Linked DNA regions of Homo sapiens: region 2 is linked to region 1. A link is a loop called in an ENCODE intact Hi-C map of the cell type or tissue named here. Cell type or tissue: endothelial cell of umbilical vein. All regions are shown on one strand. Each heading gives the region's core, and the rest is flanking DNA. Links, peaks and the distances in the headings are about the cores only.

Region 1 (10,119 bases), core at 850-8,849:
TAAACTGACCTAAATAAATGGAGACATACACCTTGTCCATGAGTCAGAGGATTCAAGATTGTTAGAATGTCAACTTCCCCCCGTAATTGACCTATGTATTCATTGCAATGCTAATCAAAATTCAAGCTGGCTTTTCTTGTAGAAATTGACAAGCTAATTATAAAGTTCATGTGGAAAGGCAAAGGATTTAGAATGACCAAGACAACTTTGAAAAAGAACAAAATTGGAGGGCTAACACTACCTGATTTCAAGAACTATTATAAAACTACAGTAATCAATACTGAGTGGTTTTGGTATATAGATAGATTAATGGAACAGAATAAGGATTCTAGAAAAAGACCCATGCATATATGGACACATGATTTTTGACAAAGGTACAAAGGCAAAGGAGTAGAGAAAGGATAGTGATTTTTTGTTTTGTTTTGTTTGTAGATATGAGGGTCTCACTGGGTTGACTGGGCCAGGCTTGAACTCCTGCCCTCAACCATCCTCCCACGTTGGCCTCCCAAAGTGCTGGTATTACAATCGTGAGCCACCTCACCTGTCTGAGAAAAGATAGTCTTTCAACAAATGGTGCTGGGACAATTAGACATTTATAGATATATAAAAGAACTTGGATGTATATCGTTCACCATATTAAAAAATCAACTCAAAAAGGATCATAAACCTAAATGTAAAATCTAAAATTATAAAATTTTTAGAAGAAAACATGAGAGAAACATGTGTGGCCTTGGGTTAGCTCAAGATTTGTGAGATGCAACACCAAAAGTACAATCCATAAGAACAGGTTGGTAAATTGAACTACATCAAAATTTAAAGTTTGTTCCTCAAAAGACACTGAGAGAGAATGAAAACAAAAACAAAAACAAAAAAACTTAACTGCTCTATGAGAAGAACGAGAAGACAATCCACAGACTAGGAAAGAATCTTTGCAAAGCATATATCTGTTAAAGGACTTGCATCCAGACTATATGAAAGCTCTCAAAATTCAACAGTAAGAAAAAAAGAGCAGCCCAAACTTTTAAGAGTCCAAAAGATTTGAATAGACCAACAAAGATATACAGTTGATAAATAAACACATGAAAATAGGCACTATTAGTCATTAGAGAAATGCAAATTAAAACGTCATTAGCTTTAGAGAAATACACACTTTAGAATGGTTAAAATTTAAAAGACCGACCATACCAAGTGTTGATGAGGATATAATGAAATGGAAACTCTCATCCACTTCCAGTGGGAATATAAAATGGCCCAATCCATTTAGAAAATGGTTTGGCAATACCTTATATGATCCAGCCATTCTGTCAGAGGCATTTGAACCAGAGCCAACTCCATCCTGAATAGGAACTGGGTAAAATGAGGCTGAGACCTACTGGGCTGCATTCCCAGGAGGTTAAGGCATTCTAAGTCACAGGATGAGATAGGAGGTAGTCACAAAATATAGGTCATAAAGACCTTGCTGATAAAACAGGCTGCAGTAAAGAAGCTGGCTAAAACACCAAATCAAGATGGCAACAAGAGTGATCTCTGGTCACCCTCACTGCTACACTCCCACCTACACCATGACAGTTTACAAATGCCATGGCAATGTCAGAAAGTTACTCTATATGGTCTAAAAAGGGGAGGCATGAATAATCCACCCCTTGTTTAGCATATCATCAAGAAATAATCATAAAAATGGGCAACCAGTAGCCCTCAGGACTGCTCTGCCTATAGAGTAGCCATTCTTTTATTCCATTACTTTCTTAATAAACTTGCTTTCACTTTATGCACTGACCTCGAATTCTTTCTTGCGAGAGATCCAAGAACCCTTTCTTGGGGTCTGGATCAGGATCCCTTTCCAATAACAATTCCACTCCTAGGCATTTACCCAAAAGAAAAAAAATACATATATCCCTACAAAGACTTGTACATGAGTGTTCACAGCAGCTTTATGTGGAATAGCCAAAAACTGGAAATAACACAAACATCCATGAACAGGTGAACAGATAAACTAACTGTGGTTATAAAAATAGGTGAAATACTATCTAGCAATTTAAAAAGAATAAGTTATTAACACATACAACAGGAATGAATTTCAACCTAATTATGCTGAGTGAAAGACTCTAGACAAAAAAAGAATTATATACTTTGTAATTTCATTTATATGAAACTCTAGAAAATGCAAAGTAATCTGTAGTGACAGATAGCTGATCTGTGGTTGCCTGGAGGTGGGGAAGGGAGAGGAAGGAGGCATGATCATAACTGAAAAGCAGGTTAGTTGCTTGCCACACACAGTATCCAATTAACAAAGTGAGATCTGGTACAAAACAAGTGAATTTATTCCAAAGCTAGCTTATGGAAAGAGGCACAAGGCGCCGTGACTTTAAATGTGCTGCTTCACTTTTGGAGCAGAAAACTTTTATAAGGTAGGCCGTGGGCCGGGCGCAGTGGCTCATGCCTGTAATCCCAACACTTTGGGAGGCCGAGGCGGGTGGATCCCAAGGTCAGGAATCCGAGACCAGCCTGACCAACGTGGGAAAACCCCGTCTCTACTAAAAATACAAAAATTAGCTAGGCATGGTGGTGTGTTCTTGTAATCCCAGCTACTTGGGAGGCTGAGGCAGGAGAATTGCTTGAACCGGGACCCAGGAGGCGGAGGTTGCAGTGAGCTGAGATCACGCCTCTGCACTCCAGCCTGGGCGACAGAGTGAGACTCTGTCTCAAAAAAAAAAAAGAAAGGTAGGGGGTGAAGTGTGCATGGGCAGGGGGTCCCAATGCTAGCTTGGTGACTTATCTATCCAACAGTTGAGTTGGCACCTTCTTGGGCAAAAATAAGTTGTAAACGTGGCCACACCAGCATGCTTTTGACATGCCCTCTGCATGGGTACAAGTTCTGAGGCAATCCCCTGGAGGTGAGAGTTCCATGGGGTATGTTTCAGTCTGCAAATCAACTGTCAACTGTCTTGGAGCACATAGTTAGATGAATTTGCCTTGTAGGTAGTGTCTGGTGAGGGGAGGTGAAGATTATATTTGCATTTCTGAAGGCCAAAGTAGGAAGCAGGAAACAGAGAGGGAAAGAAAAAGAAATAAATAAGAGAATTTTTTTTTAAATTTAAACTATCTCTTGGCTGGGCAAGGTGGCTTATGCCTGTAATCCCAGCACTTTGGAAGACCAAGGCAGGCAGATCACTTGAGACCAGGAGTTCAAGACTACCCTGGCCAACATGGTGAAACCCCGTCTCAACTAAAAATACAAAAATTAGCCAGGCGAAGTGGCACATGCTTGTAGTCCCAGCTACTTGGGAAGCTGAGGCAGGAGAATCGCTTGAGCCCAGAAGGCGGAGGTTGCAGTGAGCTGAGATCGCGCCACTGCACTCCAGCCTGGGCAACACAGAGTGAGACTCTGTCTCAAATAAATAAATAACCGCCTGACCATCACCTGATGGTTGCCTGACATTCCCTCCCACCCCTGGAGGCCCTCTCCTGCCCTGCTCATGTCTGCCTGACTACCTACTGTAACATAATGATGGTGGTTTTCTCTGGGGAGGGCTCTGGGAAGGGTTGTTATATACAAGGGGAACTTGAGCTTTAACTATCATTTGAATTTTTATGGCACAAATGTGCCGACATATTAACTGTATTATTTTTTAAAGTTAGAAAAAATTTTCTAGCTCACAACTGAGTTCTGATGTTTGTTGATTCTGAATCTTCAGCAAACCTCTATGAGTTGTAATATTTTTACAGTAGGAGCTTTGTTTTTACAATCTAAAATATCTTTAAATGAACTGAAATTTATTTTTATTTAAAATGTTTTTCCTAAGAATTTCTAAAGGACTGTGTTTGGAAAAAATCTGCTTTTTAACAGATGTCTTACATTCCCTCCTCAGTCCTGTCTCTAAATATTACTTGGTAAAAGTAACACACTATTTTTCTAGACTCTGACTAATGCTTCTTTGGGTTTTTTTTTTTTTTTTTTTTTTTTGGCCACCGCCCATTCAGAACACAACCTCTATTACCAGATGTTTGTCTTCCTGCTTTCTATATTTAAAAGTCACAGATGAGATTTAGCTGGTATAGCCACATAGTTATTTTTTTGTCAACAGTTTAAAGTTTTGACAATCGGCATTGGCAAACTAATTTGAAGACCAAAACAAAAAAAATCTTGATTTAATTAAAGAGCTTAAGAAAGATTTCAGCCTGTCTGACTTCCGCAGGGCAGGCCAGGAGGTCAGAATGGCGCTCAGAAGTCCTCCTCCACAGGAATTCTAACCCGGAGCGCCTGCTGGCTACTGCCCAGAAACTGAGTCATGAAGAAACCCCACGTGTAAAATAATCCTTCAGGCAAATGGGAAACGGTACCTTAGAATGGACTGTATCAGAGCCATGGACTCAAGATTTGAATGAAATACAGAGCCAGCTAAGTTCCCTCCCGCTGGAGCCATTCATTCAGCACTTCATTATGGAGCATCTTAGAGTCCTTCCTGGGCTTAGGGACACAAATGGACCACGGGCTGCGTCGGCTCCTCAGCAGTTCAACTAAGTGGGGAGGCAAGCTCTGGGAACAGACTGCAGCCCCAGGCCAGATGGCTTCTTACCGGGAACATACCAGGTCATGTGAGGCCAAGAGCCCTCTGGGAAGGCAGAGAAGGCTCCACAGAGGAGGGGACATGACTCGTGGATTTGTATGCAGAAAATAGAGGGACAAGAATTCTGGACAACAAAACAATAGATACTAGCACTCCCGGCCTTTCATTCTGAAAAGCCAAATCATCCTTTGTCCACGGACTGTAGGGAGAGGTTGGGGTAGAAATAAAGTCAGTGAGTCATTCTGGTGGCAAATTTCAAACAGCCCCAACCCCCACTTTTTAAAACAGTCCACAAACAGGTGAGCAAGAGTAGCGCATTTCTTCTCTTTCTTTAAACCAACTCAGTGTAGACTTCAAGCCCCCATCTCTCCCCAGGCAGGTGAAATACCTGATCTCAGTCATGCCAGGCCTCCAAGAATGTGCCACGGTCCCAAGACCATCCGCAGCCCTACAGGTTGGGCCAGGTCCTCTGCTCCCCATCCCAGGGCCTGGGCTGTTGAGATGTGGAGCCTCTGGGGAGGGACCACTAGCAAAGCTGGAACACGTGTGTATTCTCTCTTTAAAGGATAGAAATGTGCCTAGAGGCCAGCATTTCCAAACATGCAGAGGGCCTCTCTCCAGCTGGGCCGGGGGTGAGAGCAACCCTGGCATTAAGCCTGTTCCCATTCCACCATCTGCATGGATGGCTCTGTCCGAGGTTTTTAACCACAGACATCCTGGTAATCGGGTTCCAGGAGTTCAGAGACCTGTCTTCTAATTTGGCATCCTCTCTTGACCCCAAGAAAATCACTTTTATCTTTCTCTTTGTGTGAAGTCAGCTGGCCACACCCCCAGCCATTCAATTTGTCTACAGATTCTTGGGCAAATGTCTTTCAGTTCCAACTCCCTGTCTCCAACCCTGGGTCAGTCTCTGGGTCTCTTTCCACTTCCCTCCACACCCCTCAGGGCCTGTCTAAAGACGCATCCTCCACATTCTTTCCCCACTTCCAAGTCCCATGGTTTCCCTGGCTTTGTCTGATAGGTACCAAAATGGGTCCCAGCTGGAGTCCAGCTTGTCCCCCACAGTGGGGGCCAATGTCGCATCATCCCGCACAGCACAGTCCCCTCACCTCTGAGACCTCACTTCTGCTGTGTTTCCACCCTTCCCCCGGTGACATCTGCCCTCCTGGCCCACTTCAGAGGAATTTTCTCCATGCACTTCCCCAGACCCCAGGCCAGTGACCTTCTCTTAGTCTGAGAACTTGGCAAATTCTTCTCCTCAGACAGCACTCACTTCCTGCAGTGAGCATGCTGCCCCAGACAACTGCGGGCTCCTGGGAGGCAAGGGTGGCTCAGGACAAAGATTTCCCCAGACCCGCAGAGCCCGCTGGTGTCCAAGGGGAGCAGAGGAGGAGAAGAATCTGCTACAAGGAGATTCTACAGGAGATTCTACAGTGTGGAGAAAATTGCAACGAGGCAAAACCACATCAGCATCATGAGCTACAGGCAGGAATGGAACAGGTTCCACAGAGTCAGGAAAGGGTCCACCTCCATTTAAGTCGGGCGGCCTCTGGACAGGGGCGCAGGGGTGTGGGGCAGACCTCCCCCTCTCTGCCCCCTCATTTGCCCCCCTGCCAGCCTGCGTGTCCCCTCCCTCGGTTGCGCTCCCACCACCTTTGCCCTTGTCCCTGAATCCCCAGGCATCTGGCCTCTCTGGAACCAGTCACTGGTCATGTCTGAGGTTCCAGGTCCCCTGCTCCCTCTGACCTCAGAAGCAGTGTAGACTTACTGCCCGCTCTCCTCCCTTGGCCCCTCTGGCTGTCTGACCCCTTTTCTGGGTCCTACTCCTCCTCCTGGCCCAACTGTCAGTGCTGCCCACACCCCTCACTGCCTCCTGGGGAGGGGTCACCCCACTGCGCCCATCCCTCCCAGCCGCTGTGGCCTGGGAGCTGGCATTCACCACCCAGAGCCAAACACAAGGCCCTGGAGCTTGTCCTGCCCCAGGGCCACCAGGATGAAGGCTGGCTGTCCTGCTGCCTCCTGTACCCTCTCTGTTTCATTTCCATCTGTAAAAGGCAGTGCCAAGAATGGTGGTTGTCAGAAGCTATGGGGAGCGGGAATGGGGAGTTGTTGTTCAATGGGGACAGAGTTTCAGTTTGAACTGAACCAATAAAAACGTTCTGGAGATGAATGGTGGTGTTGGTTGCACAATCATGTGAATGCATTTAATGCCACTGATCTGGACAATTAAAAATGGTGAGGATGGTAAATTTTATGTTATGCATATTTTACCAAAATTTTTTGTTTGTTTTTTTCGAGACAGAGTCTTGCTCCAACCTGTTGCCCAGGCTGGAATGCAGTGGCGCCATCGTGGCTCACTGCAACCTCCTCCTCCCAGATTTAAGCAATTCTCCTGCCTCAGCCTCTGCAGTAGCTGGGATTACAGGTGCCCACCACCACCCCTGGCTAATTTTTGTATTTTTAGTAGAGATGGGGTTTCACTCCACTGGCCAGGCTGGTCTCAAACTCCTGACCTCATGATCCTCCCACCTCGGCCTCCAAAAGTGCTGGGATTATAGGCTTGAGCCACTGCACCCAGCCTACCACAATATTTTTAAATGAGAAGAAAGAGCATTGCCCAATAGTGCCTACTTTGCACTGTTGCTTACTGATTAAATGGGATGATGTTTGCAGAATACTGAATGCAATGCCCGCATCCAATAACAGTTCAATAAATGACCTCTAAATTATCTCTAGATCTTCAGTCACAGTCTCCAGTTGCCTGCCAGACACTCCCACATACCCTTCATACCTCGTCTTGGGGCAAATGAAATGCCTGCTGGGGCTGACGCTGCCAAGAGCAGAGCCCAGACTGAATCCCACTCCCATTACCCCTCAGCCTGTTCTCCACACACAGAGGCCTGACAGAGGAAACAGGGGTGGGACGAGACAGGCCTGGGCAGTGCAGCTCCCAGAGTGGTCCCCACTTGGAAAGTGGGGTGCAGAAAATAAGAGTCAGGATTTAGAAAATCTATGCCAATCTGACAGTGTCTGATGAATAGAATAATTAAAGTTGGGTTTGTATTCTGGATGTCTTTTAAAAATATTTTTCCAGTAGTTTATCTTTACGTTATGAAAGTGTTGATCTGTGTTATATTAGAAATTTTTAAAAAGAGACCAGGCACCATGGCTCATGCCTGTAATCTCAGCACTTTGAGAGGCCAAAGTGGATGGATCACTTGAGGCCAGGAGTTCAAGACCAGCCTGGCCAACAAGGTGAAACCCTGTCTCTACTAAAAATACAAAAACCATCCGGGCGCGGTAGCAGGTGCCTGTAATCCCAGCTACTAGGGAGGCTGAGGCAGGAGAATCGCTTGAACCCAGGAGGTGGAGGTTGTAGTGAGCCAAGCTCGCACCATTGCATTCCAGCCTGGGTGACAAGAGCAAAACTCTGTCTCAAAAAAAAAGAAGAAGAAGAAGAAGAAAGAAAGAAAAAGAAATTTTTAAAAAGAACTAGGCCTTTACCATAGATAGTTTGAAAAGCCCCAAGCTAGGCTGTGCCAGGATAACAGATCAATTCCTAAATCTCAGTGGCTTAACCAACGATAGCCTGATTCTTGTTTGAATTCCCACGGGGTGGGCTAGGTGGCTCTCCCCAGGTCCAGAACCCAAGGCCTGGGGTTGCTGTGCAGGGGACAGTGGACAGAGGAGGCTGGAGCTTAACTGCCCACCTGCTGCTGTGTGTCCTAGGACCAGAAGGACCATACAGCCTGGCGGAGGCTGAGAAACACAGCACAGCCAGTGGATAGTGGGTGACAAGAGGGTCTGCCACCTTGTAGATCTGAACCTGGGCTCTGCTCCTGGGATCCGGGTTTCTGTAAAGGAGCTGGTCTTCACTGTCATTAGGTGCCTGAGTCTTAAAAGCAAAGGGCCATCTTTGGCCCTTGTCTGCCTGTTTTTGCAGGTCCTGCCTGCAGGCAGCCCCCAGCCCAGCCCCACAGCTTCCCATTTCCCGCAAACTATCAAGCACACACTGCATTTCTTCAGTGCCCAATAAACTGTGAACACTCTTGTTAAACCAGACTACTCACTATCTTCACATTTTCCAGCTCCCTGCCTTGGCTCCAAACAGTTGGTTTCCTGGAATCTACCTCTCCTCAGTCCTCTCCTTCATTCTTGCATGTCCAAGCACCACCCATCCTTCAAGCCTCAGCTCAAATGCCAAGTCTTCCAGGAAGGCTTGTGCACAAGCCAAGAATGAGCATTAGAACACCCAACTGATAGTGGCTTAAGTAACAGAGACGTTTATCTTACCAGAAGTCTCCAGCAAGGTGGTTCCAGGTTCTTTCAGCAGCTCGCTGATGTCAAGGTCAATGGTCTGGATCAGCATCTCTGCTGACCTTCAGGGCTTTACTTCTTGATCACAAGACAGCTGCAGTAGTGCCGTGATCATGTCGTTACACAACTGCAGTCAAGGCAGAAAGAAGGAGAGGCAGCAGGAAAAAAAAAAGGTGGGCAGTTTTCCTTTTCTATTATAGAAGGAAGCATTTCCTAGCAAACCTTCTAGCAAAATTCCCCTGACATCTCATTGGCGAATACTAGTCCATGTAGCCAAACCTGCCCTAAATGTTGGGGTATCTGGGATAGTATCTGGCCTGGGGGATGACCTTTACATAATGGTCTCATCCATCATGGACCTGTCTCAGGAGTTAAGAGCAGCCAGGGTGCTCCTAGCAAGACAGAAGGCAGCTGGGCGCAGTGGCTCATGCCTGTAATCACAGCACTTTGGGAGGCCAAGGTGGGTGGATCACTTATGGTCAGGAGTTCCAGCCTGGCCAACATGGTGAAATCCCATCTCTACTAAAAATACAAAAATTAACCAGGTGTGGTGGCAGGCACCTGTAATCCCAGATACTCAGGAGGCTGAGGCACAAGAATTATTTGAACCCAGAGGCAGAGGATGCAGTGAGCCGAGATTGCACCACTGCACTCCAGTCTGGGCAATAGAGCAAGACTCAGTATCAAAAAAAAAAAAAAGAAGGCAATGGCTCTAGTAGAGTCAGCAACAGACAGAGGCTGCCACACCTTCCCCATCCTTTCTGTTTCCACTTGCAAGTAGTCTTGTATTCTCTAAATGTTTACAGCTTCTTATCTCCCATGGCTCATAATATTTCCTACCTTTTCGTTATCAGTTAGGATTGCAAACCTGGCTTGCAGTGGCTTTGTTGTTCTCACATAACTATAGGTTGGAGAGAAGTGAGCATTGACATGGGTCCAGCAGTTCACTAATGTCAGCGTCCATATCTGTGCTTCTCTTGGTGGTTTCTCTCATGGTTACAAAACGTCTGCTACAACTCCAGCTTTTGAGTCTTCACACAATGTGGAAAGATATGGGGAGGTGTGGTGACATTTGCATGTTTCTTTTTTCAGGAGTGCAAAAAAGTTTCTTCGAAGCCTCTGAGCAGACTTCAACATGTTTCATTGGACAAAAGCCTATCACATGACCACCCCTTGACGTCAGTCTGATGAGGGGAGTAGTCAGCGTTTCTGGCCTTGATGGAAGATGGTTAGG
Region 2 (10,119 bases), core at 1,316-9,315, 73 kb after region 1:
TTTCCCCGTACTCCTTTGTACACTTTCTCTCCTAGTCCACTGTTTCCAGACAATGACTTCTCTCTTTCCTTTCCTTGCCTTCCCTTCCCTTTCCCTTTCCCTTCCTTTCCTTTCCTGTCTCCTTTCTTTCTTTCCTTTCCTTTTTCCTTTCTTTCTTTCTTTTCTTTTTTGACAGAGTTTCACTCTTCTTGCCCAGGCTGGAGTGCAATGGCACAATCTTGGCTCACTGCAACCTCCACCTCCCAGGTTCAAGTGACTCTACTGTCTCAGTCTCCTGAGTAGCTGGGATTACAGGCACCTGCCACCATGCCTGGCTAACTTTTGTATTTTTAGTAGAGATGGGGTTGAGACAGGGTTTCACCATGTTAGTCAGGCTGGTCTCGAACTCCTGATCTCAGATGATCCACCCACCTCGGCCTCCCAAAGTGTTGAGATGACAGGTGTAAGTCACCACGCCTGGCCCCCTTCTCTGTTTTATATAACTGTTGATTAGTTGACATTTTCTAGTGTTTTGTATGAATGGAATAATATACACTGGGAAGTCGGGCTTCTTTTACCTATTGGAGTGGCTCAAATTAAAGACTAACCATATTTTGTATGTCAAGGATGTAGAAGATGTTTCCCAGCCTGTACTGAGATGTTTCTATGTTACTGCATGTATCAACAGTCTGTTATTGTTTTTACTTAGTAGTATTCCATTATATGGGTAGAGCACAGTCTATCCATTCACCATTACATGGACATTTGGATTGTTTTCAGTTTGCTGTTACAAACAAAGCTATGAGGAACATTTGTGTACAGGTATTATATAGAGATACATTTCATTTTGGGTAAATACCTAAGAGGAGAATGGCTGGATCATATGGTAATTATATGTTTAACTTATAAAGAAACTGCCTCAGTTTCCCAAAGTGGTTGTACCATTTTCAGTTCTCACCAATTGTATATCAGAGTTCTAGTTCCTCTACGTCCTTGACAACAAAAAATATGGTTAGTTTTTAATTTTAACCATTACAATAGGTGTTTACTGGTATCCCATTGTGGTTTTTATTTGCATTTCCCTAATAAATAATTGTATTGAGCTTTTATACACGTGCTTATTTGCCATCCAAATATCTTATTTGTTAAAATTTTGCTTACATCTTTTGTTTACTTTAAAAATAAGTTGTTAGTATTCTTGTTACTGTTAAACTATATAAAGAGTTCTTTCTATATTTGGGATATAAGTTCTTTATCAGATATCTGCTTTGCAAATATTTCTTTCCAGCCAATGGTTAGCCTTTTTCATTGTCTGCACAGTGTCTTTTGAAAATCAGAAGTTTTAATTTTGATGAAGACTAATTTATCAATTAGTTCTTTTATGGATCATGCTTTTGGTGTTTTATCTAAGAAACCTTTGCCTGGCCAGGCGTGGTAGCTCACGCCTGTAATCCCAGCATTTTGAGAGGCCAAGACTGATGGATCACCTTAGGTCAGAAGTTCCAGACCAGCCTGGCCAACATGGTGAAACGATGTCTCTACTAAAAATACAAAAAATTAGCCGGGCGTGGTGGCAGGCGCCTGTAGTCCCAGCTACTCGGAAGGCTGAGGCAGGAGAATGACGTGAACCTGGGGGAGGCGGAGCTTGCAGTGAGCCAAGATTGCGCCACGGCACTCCAGCCTGGGCGACAGAGCGAGACTCCGTCTCAAAAAAAAACAACAACAACAAAAAAGAAAAACAAGAACCTTTGTCTAACTTAAGGTCACAAAGATTTTCTCCTGTGTTTTGTACGTTTTGTATTGTTGTTTCTTAAACTTTTTATTTTAACATAACTGTAGATTAACATACAGCTGTGAAATAATACAGATAGATCACATATACCCTTTATGCATTTTTTCCAGTAGTAACATCTTGTATAACTGTAAGAACAGTATCACAACTAGGAAATTGACATTGATACAATCCTCCACTATTATTTAGATCTCAAGAGCTTTACATTTGTGTGTGTGTGTAGTTCTGTGTGATTTTGTCATATGTGTGGATTTATGTGACCAGCACCACAGTCAAGATATAAAACAGTTTTATCAGAAGGATCATTTATGCTAACCTTTTCTAGCCACAACTACCTTCCTTCCTTCCCTATCCCTAATCCCTGGTTACAATTAATCTGATATACATCTCCATGATTTTAGTATTTCAACAGTTTTATATAAATGGAATCATGTAGTACGTAACATTTTGTGGTTGGCTTTTTTCTCTTGGCATAATTATCCCCATTTTCCACTAAGCCTCCCCTTTTGTTTAAGCTGGGTAGAGTCTGGTAAACCTCATTGCAACCCCAAGTGTTCTGATTGATAGGGCAACGGGAAAAGCCTCAGGGAAACATTAGGCAGGAAATGGCACTGCCTTCTACAAGAAATGCCTTAGTTTCTTTACTTGCAAAATGGAGATAAAATTATGTGCCCTGTCTGCTTCACAAGTCTCTTGGGAGATTCTTCTGGAATAATGAATGTGAATGAGCTCTGTAAAATGTACATTGGCATGTACCTGTTATTACTAACGATAAAAGTTTTGTTTATTTGTACTGCCTCATTGTCTATGGAACCCAGGTCTTCTCCCCTTTGGTACTTCAACTTTCTGGTTTGGGCCCATCTTTTCTCACCTGGGGCTTTCTATGTGCTAGATAGCCTGACTCGGCACTTTAGGCATCTGTGCTATCCCTATCACAAATATGGTCTATGAATTCCTGACTCCAGCTCTTACTAGCTTTGTAGTGTTGGAGAAATAATATAACATCCCTAAATCTCAGTTTCTTTATTTGTAAACTGGAGATAAAAATAGTATATAACTCCATAAGGGTTGTTGTGAGAAATGCCATGCTTATGGTATGTGCCTGGCACACCGGAAGTTACTTGCCCAAGGCCACATGGTCAGTATACATCAGAGCTTGGCTAGAGTCCAAGTCTGTGATGCCAAAGATATCATTCAGGATCACTGAATTCTGTGGTCTTTCAATAGCTTACTTGAGTTTTCTGCCTCACCTTGGTTACATACTCCACAAGATGCCAAGAGAACTGAGTTACTTAAATAATTAAAAACAAAATAAAACAAAACACCATGCTTTTAAGGTCTCTCCCTTGTCCAAAGACCTTTGTTTGGTTATCAATGCCAGGGACTCTCTCTACCACTCCAGATTAATTATGCTAACATTCAAGCCTCCTAACAGTGCTAGACAAAACTTATGTGTCAAATATGCCTCACTGCTATGTTTAGCCCACGAGTGCCCTGGCTGTGCCTGGAATTCTGAGCACATACAAAGATGGAGAGGGCTATTGATAGATTGGGTGGTAGAGGGCATTTCCCAGGGGGAAAATAATGGGGGTGAAGACCAGGGGACAGGTAAGCATGATGGTGTATATGGGAAAAAGGAAACAGTCCATCTAACAGCATGTTGGGTACACAAAAAGGGGGAGTTGAAGATGAGACTGGAACATTAGCTGGACTGTGTAGGCCATGAGTGTGGGTCTAAGATGCCTACTTCCTGTTTAATAGGCAATTAGGAATCCTCGGACATGATGTCAGAGCTAAGGACATGGCCACCTGTGCCCCTGCAGGACATCTTGGCTCAGTTTTCACTCAGACTGTCTCAGGGTTTCCATAGTTAGTCTGGGGTAGACTCTCAGCACTCCCACCCCATGTCCTTCCCCTCATGGTCTCTGGGAGGCCCAGCCTCACTCACTATCAGAAGAGTGCTATCAGCAGTCTCATACCACTGAGATGCTGCAACCTGAAGACCAGAGAAAGCTTCTGGAATGCAACATGACCACAAGATCTCATTCTCTCCGCTTGTCTACATGGAAATCTCTATGCCTCATAGCTGTAAAATGGAGATAACAGCACCTGCTTTAGAGGAGTGCTATGTGGATTAAGTAAGATAATGTAAGAAGAGTGCATAGCATAGGCACTAATCTGCCCTGGCCTTCCCTCCAGCACATTCCATACACAGACTTGTCCAGTGTGTGGGCATCACCTGAGAAGTAGCCACTCAGTTTATGTCTTTCAGAAAACACAAACAATCCGTGGTCACAGAACAGAGATAACTGGTGATTCAGATTTCCAGTACATTAGAAGGCACCTGCGAAGGTACTTCCCTTCGCCTCCTGGGAGCCATCAGTGAGCTCTCCAGGAGAGCAGTATGATGCAGAGAAAGAAACAAAGGAGATGCAGATAGTCATGTTTCTCCTCATTCACGGGGTGAACTTGGGCAGCACCTCCCTTTCTCTGATCCTCAGTTGCTTTGTTGAAATAGGGTTGATGTGAGGGGCCAGTGAGATAATGCAGGTAAAGTGCTGCATGGTGGCCAGCACTATTAGCTCCTGATGGGGGCTGATTCTCCCACGTGGGTGCCTGTGAGACTCAACTAAGGGGAGGAGCAGTCAGGATGGTCAGAAGCTCCCTTGTTGCTTTCTAGGCCCTTGCTGTGACCCATCCCTCTGGGACTGGCTCTGTTGTAAGGGTAAAGAAGTTCTGTGACATCCATGTGCCATGTCACTTTCCACCTGGTAGCAGAGGCAGGCACATCAGCTCCTTGGCTCTGTGCTGGTTCTGCTGGAAGGTTTTATAAGAGCACACTGTCCAGTAGAAATGTAGTGTGAGCTGCATGTGTAAGTTTAAGTTTTCTGGTAATTACGTTAAAAAGAATAAAAAGCAGGTGAAAATAATTGTAATATATTTATTTTATTTAACCCAATAGAGGTTGAGTATTCCTAATCTGAAAGTCTAAAATTCAAAATGCACCAAAACCCAAAATGGGCATTGACATGATGCTCAAAGGATATGCTCACTGGAGCATTTCAGATTTTGGATATTGGGATTAGGATGCTCAACCAGTAAGTATAATGTTAATGTGTCAAGCCCCCCGCTCCCCACCCCCCGCAAAAAATCAGAAATTTGAAACATTTCTGGTCCCAAGCATAGAAAAGAGATACTCAACCCATATATTCAAAATATTATCATTATAATATGTAATCAATATTAAAACATTAATGAGTTTTTTTATATGAAGTCTTCAAAGTACCATGTGTGTCATAAACACATCATGGAAAATAGTCTTAATTAGGACAAGTCACATTTCAAGAACTCAAATAGCCATTACTATGTGGCGGCTGATAGCTTCCTCATTGGAGAGTTTATGGCTTAGACTCGGCTTCCTGGAAACAGAGCCATGCTGCCATCTGGTGGTTACTTTGTCAAATAACTCCTCAGGCATCCACCCTGGGCTGGCCCCGTCGAGGTCAATGAAGACAGAAGTTACATCCTTCCCGCCCTTCGGTGCCCTCAACCTAGAGTTCAGAGCAAAGGATGCAAAGTCCCGGAAGAGAAGCCTATCTACATGCCCTGAGATTTGAAAGTGAAAAGGCTGTAACATGAGGAAATCTTTCACAGATGTGGAGATGAGAAGGGGAAATCACCAGCTTGGGGTCATGTGATAAATTCGTAGCTGCCCTGAGGTGAGGACAGCCTTGGCCCAGCCACCAGAGTATCGTACCTAGACCGAGGCAATTGCCTAGAAAATATTGGGGATTTTTTCGTTGTTTTTTGTTTGTTTGTTTTTTTACAAAGTAATGAATCCATTCACGTTTCAAAATGCAAAAGCAGAGTTTCCCATCCCCACGAATCCTAACTACCCAGTTCCCCTTTAGTGAGGCATCACAGGTAATGCTGTGATAAGCTTGTACACTTTATTATTATTATTTTGAGACAGAGTCTTAAGGCTGGAGTGCAGTGGCGTTGATAGAGACAGGAGGCAGCCAAGGCACGCCCCCACCCTCGGACCCCCGACACCCACCTTTAAGGCTGAAAAACCAGACTGCCGGTCCAGATGAAGCCCGCCCTTTGCCCTACTGACTCTTTCTGAATACTGCCCACCTGCGAACTGGGAGGACTGGGTGGGGCCTCGGGAAGTTAACACCGTTTGTAGCAGGAGGGGCCTGGCCTCTGCTGTTCCTGTGTGGTAACCTGGGATTCAATCAGTCAGGTGGAGAGCCTGTTAGCAGGACTCCATCTCACTTTACTGAGTTGTTTTTCCTTTCTGCCCAATAAATTCCATTCCCCCTCACCCTTCAAAGTGTCTGTGAGCCTAATCGTTCCTGGTCGTGTGACAAGAACCTGGTTTGTCCTACAACAGCGTGATCACAGCTCACTGCAGCCTCGACCTCCTAAGCTCAAGGGATCCTCCCACCTCAGCCTCCTGGGTAGTTGGGATACAGGCATGAGCCACCACACGTGGCTAATTTTTGGTATTTTATGTAGAGACAGTTTCACCATGTTGCCTAGGCTACTCTCAAACTCCTGGGCTCAAGCAATCTCCCCTCCTTGGCCTCCCAAAATGTTGGGATTACAGGCATGAGCCACCATGCCCAGCCCCACATATTATTTTTACATGTGCAAGTATATCCATAGACTATACGGGTATACTATTCAAGAATAGTTTCTTGAAATGGAGTTGTTGGGCCCAAGGATATGTGCCTATGTAATTTTGATAGATAAAGAATATCTTTTTTAAAAATCAGCTTTTAAAGATACAATCTACATATAAAAATTCACTATTTTAAGTGTACAGTTTGACAAATGTGTATAGTTCTGTAACCACCACCACGATCATGATGTAGAACATTGCCATCACTCCAGGAAGTTCCCTAGTGGTCCTTAGCAGTTAATTTCCCCACTCCCACCTCAGCCTCTGACAACTACTGATCTGGATTCTGCCCTTATAATTATAGTGGCCTTTTCCAGAATATCATAGAAATGCAATAGAATGTAATCTTTTCTGTCTGGATATTTTCACTTTGCATATAGATCATGCAGTTCATCCATATTGTTGCATGTATGATGTATCAAAGTACAGCAGATCCTTGAATAATATTTTGTCGAACATTGTTTTACTATAATGTTGACGAGAAAAAAAAAATCAATTCCCTGCTGAGGCCACTGTCTGTGTGATGTTTGCACATTTTCCCCACGCCTGGATTGATTTTCTCTGAGTATTCCAGATTACTCCCACATCCCCAAAGATGTACACGCTAGGTTAATTGTTACATCTACATGGTCCCAGTGTGAGTGAGCTTGGGTGTATGAGTGTGGCTCAGGATGGGACGGCATCCTGTCTGGAGTTGGCTCCCGCCTTGCACTCTGAGCTGCTGGGATAGGTTCCAGCCACCTGCAACCCTGAACTGGAATAAGCAGGTTGGAAAGTGGATGAATGAGTGAATACAAATTATTGTTAAAAGAATTTCTGTAAAGTATATGATAATCCTACAATGCATGACATCAAAGAAAACAGTCTGAAAGCTCTCAGCAAGCCCTCTGTATTTGTGATTGTTTTTGAACTGCATGGTCGTAGGAGATGCTCCTGATAATTTTTGCTTTGCAAACATTTATTCTTTGATTCAATCCACCACCACTATGAACACTGTCACTTACTGATTCACCAAAAGTTGTGTAAATAATGATCTTACTTGTTTTTATTAATCTTTCTCAAATGTATGTATAGCTCACTTCTATTTCAATGTTTAATATTAGAAGTATTTGAAGTCTTTATTTAGATATTTCATGATGTTTTAATGACAGAAATATGCCATAGGAACTTAACTCTTATATACATCAATTAGCCTATGGTAAAATTGGTTTCATTATATGTCATTTCACTTAAAGTTGTTATTTCCAAGAACCTATTGATGTTAAGTGAGGACTTTCTGCAATACCTTTTTTAAATTGTTAAGTGATATCATATTCTATAGATATATCAGTTTATCTGTTTACCAGGTGATGGACATTTTGTTTCCAGTTTGGGATTTCTATGAATAAAGCTTCTATGAACATTCAAGTATTTTTTTTTCCCCCCGAGACGGAGTTTCGCCCTTTTTACCCAGCCTGGAGTGCAATGGCATAATCTTGGCTTACTGCAACCTCTGCCTCCTGGGTTCAGGCGATTCTCCTGCCTCAGCCTCCCTGGTAGCTGGGATTACAGGCATGCACTACCATGCCTGGCTAATTTTTGCATTTTTAGTAGAAACGGGGTTTCACCATGTTGGTCAGGCTGGTCTGGAACTCCTGACCTCAGGTGATCTGCCCGCCTCAGCCTCCCAAATTGCTGGGATTAAAGGCGTGAGACACTGCGCCCAGCCAAACATTTGTCTTTAAAGTTTCCTTTCTCCTGAGAAAATACCTAGAAGTGGAATTTCTGGGTCAAATGAGAAGTGAATGTTTAGCTTTGTAAGAAACTGCCAGAGGTTCCAAGATGGCCAAATAGGAACAGCTCCAGTCTACAGCTCCTAGTATGAGCGATGCAGAAGATGGGTGATTTCTGCATTTCCAACTGAGGTACTGGGTTCATCTCACTGCGGCTTTTTGGACAGTGGGTGCAGGACAGTGAGTGCAGCCCACGGAGTGTGAGCTGAAGCAGGGTGAGGCGTTGCCTCACCAAGGAAGCACAAGGGGTCAGGGAATTCCCTTTCCTAGCCAAGGGAAGCTGTGACAGACGGCACCTGGAAAAATTGGGACACTCCCACCCTAATACTTTGCTTTTCTAACGGTCTTAGAAAATGGCACACCAGGAGATTATATCCCGCACATGGCTTGGAGGGTCCCACGCCCACAGAGCCTCGCTTACTGCTAGCACAACAGTATGAGATCAAACTGCAAGGCAGCAATGAGGCTTGGGGAGGGGCACCTGCCATTGCTGAGGCTTGAGTAGGTAAACAAAGCGGCCGGGAAGCTCTAACTGGGTGCAGCCCACTGAAGCTCAAGGAGGCCTGCCTGCCTCTGTAGACTCCACCTCTGGGGGCAGGGCATAGCTGAACAAAAAGCAGCAGAAACTTCTGCAGACTTAAAAGTCCCTGTCTGACAGCTTTGAAGAGAGTAGTGGTTCTCCCAGCATGGAGTTTGAGATCTGAGAATGGACAGACTGCCTCCTCAAGTGGGTCCCTGACCCCCGAGTAGTCTAACTGGGAGGAACCTCCCAGTAGGGGTTGACCAACACCTCATACAGTCGGGTGCCCCTCTGAGATGAAGCTTCTAGAGGAACGATCAGACAGCAACATTTGCTGTTCTGCAGTATTTGCTGTTCTGCAGCCTCTGCTGGTGATACCCAGGCAAACAGGGTCTGGAGTGAGCCTCCAGCAAACTCCAACAGACCTGCAGCTGAGGGTCCTGACTGTTAGAAGGAAAACTAACAAACAGAAAGGACATACACACAAAAACCCCATCTGTATGTCACCATCATCAAAGACCAAAGGTAGATAAAACCACAAAGATGGGGAGAAACCAAAGCAGAAAAGCTGAAAATTCAAAAAATTAGAGCACCTCCTCTCCTCCAAAGGAACGCAGTTCCTTGCCAGCAATGGAGCAAAGCTGGATGGAGAATGACTTTGACAAGTTGAGAGAAGAAGGCTTCAGATGATCAGTAATAACAAACTTCTCTGAGCTAAAGGAGGATGTTCGAACCCATCGCAAATAAGTTAAAACCCTTGAAAAAAGATTAGACGAATGGCTAACTAGAATAAACAGTGTAGAGAAGTCCTTAAATGACCTGATGGAGCTGAGAACCATGGCAGGAGAACTATGTGATGCATGCACAAGCTTCAGTAGCCAATTCCATCAACTGGAAGAAAGGGTATCAGTGAATGAAGATCAGATGAATGAAATGAAGCGAGAAGAGAAGTTTAGAGAAAAAAGAGTAAAAAGAAATGAACAAAGCCTCCAAGAAATATGGGACTATGTGAAAAGACCAAATCTATGTCTCATTGGTGTACCTGAAAGTGACGGGGAGAATGGAACAAAGTTGGAAAACGCTCTGCAGGATATTATCCAGGAGAACTTCCCCAATCTAGCAAGGCAGGCCAACATTCAAATTCAGGAAATACAGAGAACTCCACAAAGATACTTCTTGAGAAGAGCAACTCCAAGATACATAATTGTCAGATTCACCAAAGTTTAAATGAAGGAAAAAATGTTAAGGGCAGCCAGAGAGAAAGGTTGGGTTACCCACAAAGGGAAGCCCATCAGACTAACAGCAGATCTCTTGGCAGAAACTCTACAAGCCAGAAGAGAGTGGGGGCCGATATTCAACATTCTTGAAG

The links. Hi-C counts contacts between places; a loop is a spot of excess contacts. Peaks named below come from ENCODE experiments on the same cell type or tissue, not always from the same donor. Only the 100,000 strongest peaks of a DNase experiment are listed, where the experiment ranks them.
Region 2: a loop joins it to region 1, with 5 times the contacts of the local background. A loop is called at or near these places in 10 of 110 quality-filtered maps.

Annotation. Positions count from the first base shown.
Region 1 is chr9:94,135,809-94,145,927 of GRCh38, forward strand. No RefSeq gene overlaps it. Among named protein-coding and RNA genes, the nearest start is that of MIRLET7A1HG, 25 kb to the right of the region's middle. RefSeq lists an enhancer at 5,294-5,463. In endothelial cell of umbilical vein, for the core only: no CTCF peak of the experiment used is centred there; a DNase peak (open chromatin) is centred at 4,243; H3K27ac peaks cover 1,836 bases.
Region 2 is chr9:94,208,473-94,218,591 of GRCh38, forward strand. All of the region lies in intron 1 of LINC02603 (long intergenic non-protein coding RNA 2603), which reads right to left. Among named protein-coding and RNA genes, the nearest start is that of MIRLET7D, 35 kb to the left of the region's middle. RefSeq lists an enhancer at 3,927-4,489. In endothelial cell of umbilical vein, for the core only: a CTCF peak has its summit at 5,232 (motif pointing left); a DNase peak (open chromatin) is centred at 5,199.